Regions from separate parts of the Homo sapiens genome. Here region 1 is linked to region 2. Evidence: read pairs that join two places in POLR2A ChIA-PET (ENCODE). Cell type or tissue: HepG2. All regions are shown on one strand. Each heading gives the region's core, and the rest is flanking DNA. Links, peaks and the distances in the headings are about the cores only. Region 1 overlaps ATP6V0D1-DT (ATP6V0D1 divergent transcript). Region 2 overlaps CENPT (centromere protein T).

Evidence for each region. ChIA-PET counts read pairs that join two places held together with the same protein. Peaks named below come from ENCODE experiments on the same cell type or tissue, not always from the same donor. Only the 100,000 strongest peaks of a DNase experiment are listed, where the experiment ranks them.
Region 1: POLR2A ChIA-PET joins it to region 2 with 5 read pairs; 2 of 35 experiments call an interaction of 5 or more read pairs at or near these places.

What each region holds. Positions count from the first base shown.
Region 1 is chr16:67,487,509-67,490,419 of GRCh38, reverse strand. The region is part of intron 2 of ATP6V0D1-DT (ATP6V0D1 divergent transcript); the gene reads right to left. Among named protein-coding and RNA genes, the nearest start is that of AGRP, 5.4 kb to the right of the region's middle. RefSeq lists an enhancer at 1,621-1,700. In HepG2, for the core only: no CTCF peak of the experiment used is centred there; a DNase peak (open chromatin) is centred at 1,259.
Region 2 is chr16:67,833,009-67,835,838 of GRCh38, reverse strand. It overlaps CENPT (centromere protein T), which reads left to right. Exons shown (of 16, transcript NM_025082.4): 2 at 181-301; 3 at 539-667; 4 at 1,739-2,089. The coding sequence starts at 1,980. Among named protein-coding and RNA genes, the nearest start is that of THAP11, 7.9 kb to the left of the region's middle. RefSeq lists enhancers at 1,738-1,787, 2,268-2,317. In HepG2, for the core only: no CTCF peak of the experiment used is centred there; a DNase peak (open chromatin) is centred at 1,888; H3K4me3 peaks cover 1,473 bases.

The sequences.
Region 1 (2,911 bases), core at 263-2,762, 350 kb after region 2:
ACCTGAAGTTCAAGACCAGCCTGGCCAACGTGGTGAAACCCCGTCTACACTAAAAATACAAAAATTAGCTGGGTGTGGTGACACACGCCTGTAATCCCAGCTACCTGGGAGGCTGAGGCAGGAGAACTGCTTGAACCCAGGAGGGGTTGCAGTGAGCTGAGACTGTGCCACTGCACTCCACCTGGGCGACAGAGCCAGACTTCATCTCAAAAAAAAAAAAAAGTATGAAAATAAAAGAGAGGCCAAAGGGCCATGTGCTTCAGGGAAGATGAGAAATGGCATAATTGTGTATGTATGTGTGTGTGTGTGTGTGTGTGTGTGTGTGTGTGTGTGTGTGTGTGTAATTGAAGAAATATTCTTACGTATTTATTATTCAAAGTCAATCTGTGCTGAAAAATACAACTCCAGGTGTCATTATTTCTGAGCATAGTGACCAGGGGGTCATTACAGGGTCAGACTCCCCAGTATGACTCTCAGCTCTACCGCTTGCAAGCTATTGACCTCAGACAAGACTGTGACAATATCCAGATGCCTCTGTAGTTTAAACTTCTCTGGACTGCTCAAATATAGCCCGACTGCTATCTTAGCAAGAAAACACCCTGTACACGTGGCTTTCAAGGCTGTACTAAAGAAAACATGAAATCCCATACCCCAAATTATTCTTTCTGGGATGAGAATGTGCCCAAAGTCAATACTAGCCCAAGCCAAAAGCCAAATCTGGCTCCCATGGATAGGTTTCTGGCCCTGACTTTGGCAGATGGTGCTGGCCCATGTAACCTACTCTACCCCAAAGGCCACAGCAGGGGGAAGGCTCTGGAGGTCAGAACTTCTGTGAGAGTCACAGGCTGACCTTGGGGATGCTCACAGCCTGGGAGAGCTCAGCTTAGGTCAAGTGAGGACCATCAGACCCTGTCCAGATCAGAGTAGCTCACTGAATTCTCCAGCCACAGCCTTCAGCAGTAGGTGCCAGCAGGATTTTCAAAACCAGGACCAGGGAATTTGGAGACAAAGGTGACTTTCTCCTATAGGATGCTGAGGGAGGAGAAAAGGAATAAAGCAGTTGGGCAGACAGCTATGGCTAGTCCTTGGTAAAATTCTTTTGAAAAATCAAAGCTACAGGCACAGATAGAGCAGCCTGGGGAAAAATCAAGCTGCAGCTGCACAGATAAGGGAGCAAGGCCCAGGATAGAGGCCTTTGTTCTTTGCATAATCAGCAGGCTCCCAGGAAAATGTTTCCTCCCCTTTTCAGGCATGCAAATGGTGAGCTCTGTGGGAACTTGCACAGGGAGGGGGATGGGGAGACTTACCTAAAACATACCTGCAACTACAGAGACAAGAGAAGCTACATATGCTTTCCTAAAGACATGCCCACAGCTGCACAGTTAACAGTAGTTACACAGATAGGGGAAGTTACACAAATAGCTACAGAGATGAGGGAAGTTTCTTTCTTTCTTTTTCTTTTTTTTTTTTGAGACGGAGTCTCGCTCTGTCACCCAGGCTGGAGTGCAGTGATGCAATCTCGGCTCACCGCAACCCTCCGCCTCCAGGGTTCAAGCAATTCTCCTGCCTCAGCCTCCTGAGTAGCTGGAATTACAGGCACGTGCCACCGTGCCTGGCTAATTTTTGTATTTTTAGTAGAGATGGAGTTTCACCATGTTGGTCAGGCTGGTCTCGAACTCCTGACCTGACCTTGTGATCCACCCGCCTCGGCCTCCCAAAGTGCTGGGATTACAGGCGGGAGCCACAGCGTCCAGCCAGACACTCCATTATTTTTTGAGCCACTAATAAAGGAAAAGAAAAAATGTTTTCATTGAGACATAATATCCAATAAAAAATACAATATATATATATATTTTGAGATGGAGTCTTACTCTGTCACCCAGGCTGGAGTGCAGTGGCACAATCTTGGCTGACTGCAACCTCCGCCTCCTGGGTTCAAGTGATTCTCCTGCCTGAACCTCCTGAGTAGCTGGGACTACAGGCACACACCACCACATCTGGCTAATTTTTTATTTTTAGTGGAGACGAGGTTTTGCCATATTGGCCAGGCTGGTCTCGAACTCCTGATCTCAGGTGATCTGCCCACTTTGGCCTCCCAAAGTGCTGGGATTACAGGTGTGAGCCACTGCACTTGGCAAAATACACAAGTCTTAAATGTGCAGCTTGATGAAATTTTACATACTTATATACCTGCGTGACCACCACTGAGATCAAGATACAAAACCTTTCCAACACCTCACATGTTTTCCTCATTTCCCCCCTCAGTCAATAATTTCCCACCCTCCCAGAGTTAACCGCTGTTGTGTTTTATCACCATTTATTATAATTTTGCTTGGGTCTGAATGTCATAGGGCTGGATTCATTCCATCCTCACTCTTCTGCAGCATGCTTCTTTCATTCAACCTTATGTCTGTGCAATTCATTCATGTTGCAGTGTGTAGCAGTAGTTTATTCTCTTGTCATTGCTGTATAGTTGTCAATTATATAAACATACTTTTGTTTGTTTGTTTGAGATAGGGTCTCACTCTGTCACCCATGCTGGAGTGCAGTGGTGCAATCTTGGTTCACTGCAACCTCTGCCTCCTGGATTCAAGTGATCCTCCCACCTCAGCCTCTCGAGAAGCTGGGACTACAGGCTTGCGCCACCATGTCTAGCTAATTTTTGTAATTTTTGAAGAGACAGGGTTTTGTCATGTTGCTCAGGCTGGTCTGGAACTCCTGAGCTCAAGTGATCCACTCGTCTCGGCCTTCCAAAGTGCCAGGATTACAGGTGTGAGCCACTGTGCCTGGCCCAATTATATCACTATAATGTTATTATCCATTTTGCTGTTGATGGATATTTGGATTGTTTCCAGTTTTCTTTCTTTTTTAAAATTTTTTATTTTTTTAAGACAAGGTCTCATGTGCATAA
Region 2 (2,830 bases), core at 331-2,830:
AAAAAAAAAACTGCATTTAGGTAGTAACCATGGAAATATGTCTGCAAAAGGATAGCAAATTGAGTCAGATAACACAGATATCAGATCTAAATGACAAGGAATATCGATAGCTTTTTCTCTACAGTTCTCTTATTTTGAGAAGCAAGAATCTAATTTTTTGCTTAATTTTTTTTTTCCGAGATGGAGTCTTGCTTAGTCGCCCAAGCTGGAGTAGTGTGGCTCGATCTCAGCTCTGCAACCTCTGCCTCCCAGGGTTCAAGCAATTCTCCTGCCTCAGTTTCCAGAGTAGCTGGAATTATAGGTGAGTGCCACTACACCCAGCTAATTTTTGTGTTTTTAGTAGAGACAGGTTTAACCATGTTGGCCAGACTGGTCTTGAACTCCTGACCTCAAGTGATCCGCCCGCCTCAGCCTCCCAAAGTGCTGGGATTACAGGCATGAGCCACCATGCCTGGACTTCTTGGCTCAGCTTTTTTAACACAAGCACAAATATGCCCATGCTTGTCTCAGGTATCTGATAATTTACACTTGATCTCAGTGCAGATTCTGGGAAAGTGAACTCCACGGAAGACTCAGAAACCAAGTTCTAATTCAGTTGCCATGAAAACTTAAGGTGAGAGGATTGTCAACCAGTGAAAAATACGGAGGAAAACACTAACAGAATATGGTAAGCATCTCTAGCATTAAAAATTTTTAATGGCCGGGCGCAGTGGCTCACACCTGTAATCCCAGCACTTTGGGAGGCCGAGGCAGGCGGATCACTTGAGGTCAGGAGTTTGACACCAGCCTGACCAACATGGAGAAACCCTGTCTCTACTTAAAATACAAAATTAGCCGGGTGTGGTGGTGCATGCCTGTAATCCCAGCTACTCGGGAGGCTGAGGCAGGAGAATCGCTTGAACCCAGGAGGTGGAGGTTGCGGTGAGCCGAGATTGTGCCATTGCACTCCAGCCTGGGCAACAAGAGCAAAACTCTGTCTCAAAAAAAACCCCAATTTTTATTTATTTATTTTGCTAGATGTGGTGGTAATGGGGAAAACATTAATAGAACTTTTGAGAGCCGGAATTCATCTCAAAATTGCTCGTGTTTGGAGATCATAATAACATCAGTGCTGGATCACAAACAGCCTATTAGCCTTGGAGCCTGCTTCCTGGTCTCTTCTGATAGAGATAGGCCCTATAGACAGATTTGCAAAGCAGATCTTTTAAAAATGCTTTTATTATTTTTTGATACAGGGTCTCTCTCTGTTGCCCAGGCTGGAGTGCGATCACGACTCACTTAAGTCTTGAACTCCTGGGCTCAAGCAATGCTCCTGCCTCAGCCTCCCCATTATCTGGGACTACAGGCGCGCACCACCATGACTGAATAATTTATTTTTATTTTTTGTAGAGACCAGGGGGCAGGGGTCTCACTGTGTTGCCCAGGCTGCTCTCGAACTCCTGAGCTCAAGCTATCCTCCCGCCTCGGTGTCCTAAAGTATTGGAATTACAGGCGTGAACCACCGCCTAGCCTGCAAATGCAAATCTAACCAGGTCATATGTAGGATAAAAATCTTTTTCCTGGCCCAAGTGTCTCTCCTCATCTTCGGAGAGGGAGATGGGAATGAGAGAGCCTTCTAATAATAGCAATTGCTAGTTACCAGTGCCCTGGCTTATCGTGTGTTAGACTCTGAGTTAAACATCAACTCCTTGAATCATTACAAGCTCCTTATCAGGTGGGTATCAACCTCAATTTACAGATGAAGAAGCCAAGACTTGGGCTGCTTGCATTACATTAACCGAGGTTTACCCGCAGCGAGGCTGCCTCCAAAGCATCCGGAGTTTGCAACCATCACTGTCCACCCCGCGAGCTGCGATAGTGCGAGAACTACAATTCCCGTGGGGCTGTGCGGGAGCATCGCGAGAGTTACATTAACTGTGGCGGCGGGAAGGCGGAGCCTGCAGCTGGCTGGGCGGTTAGGAGGGCCCGGGGCCGAGACGATGGCTGACCACAACCCTGACAGCGACTCCACGCCGCGCACGCTGCTGCGACGCGTGCTGGATACAGCGGACCCGCGCACCCCGCGGCGACCCCGGAGTGCTCGGGCTGGGTATGTGAGGGGGCTCCCCGAGTACTTGAGCAACTAGAGGGACCGGGGAGTGGGGTCTGGGTGGAACCCAGCGTCGACTCTGTTCGAAGAGGAAAACTGAGTCTCAGAGAGGAGCAGGGTCTGGGTGGAACCCAGCGTCGACTCTGTTCGAAGAGGAAAACTGAGTCTCAGAGAGGAGCAGGGCCTGGGACTCTGAGAACTGGTTCCATTGCTCTAGCCGGGCCCGGGCCAGCTGTTTGTGCCCCTGCCCCCAGGGCTCCAGGCAGCCAGCCCTCGGGACCACAGAGCCTGACTGATCCCGGGTCTCTGGGGGCTCGGCCACTGGAGATGGAGGATAGGGGTTCAGAATCTCACCTTCTGCTCTGTTCTCTAGGCAGCTTTCCCCAGACCAGCCAGGGTGTGCCTAGGCATTTGCCCTGAACTTCTGCGTCCCGAGGGTTCCCACTGTTCCTGCTCATTGTCTTACTGTCCTTGTAGCTCCCAGCTGGGAAATGGGAAAGGAGCTAGAGGACAGCCTGGGCAGAAGTTGGGAGGCAGCAACTGGAAGATGCTTTGCTAAGGAGCAGGGAATTTGGCCTGAGTCAGTGGGAGTGGCAGTGGGTGAGGGCTGTGGTGAGCTCATGGTGCAGAGGATGCATACGTTGACATCTGCCAGACTGGGACAGTGGAGTTTCTTTATAGGGAATGAGAAGCCATTCATTATAGGTTTTACACCCATGAGGTAGGAGCTGCGCCCTGGGA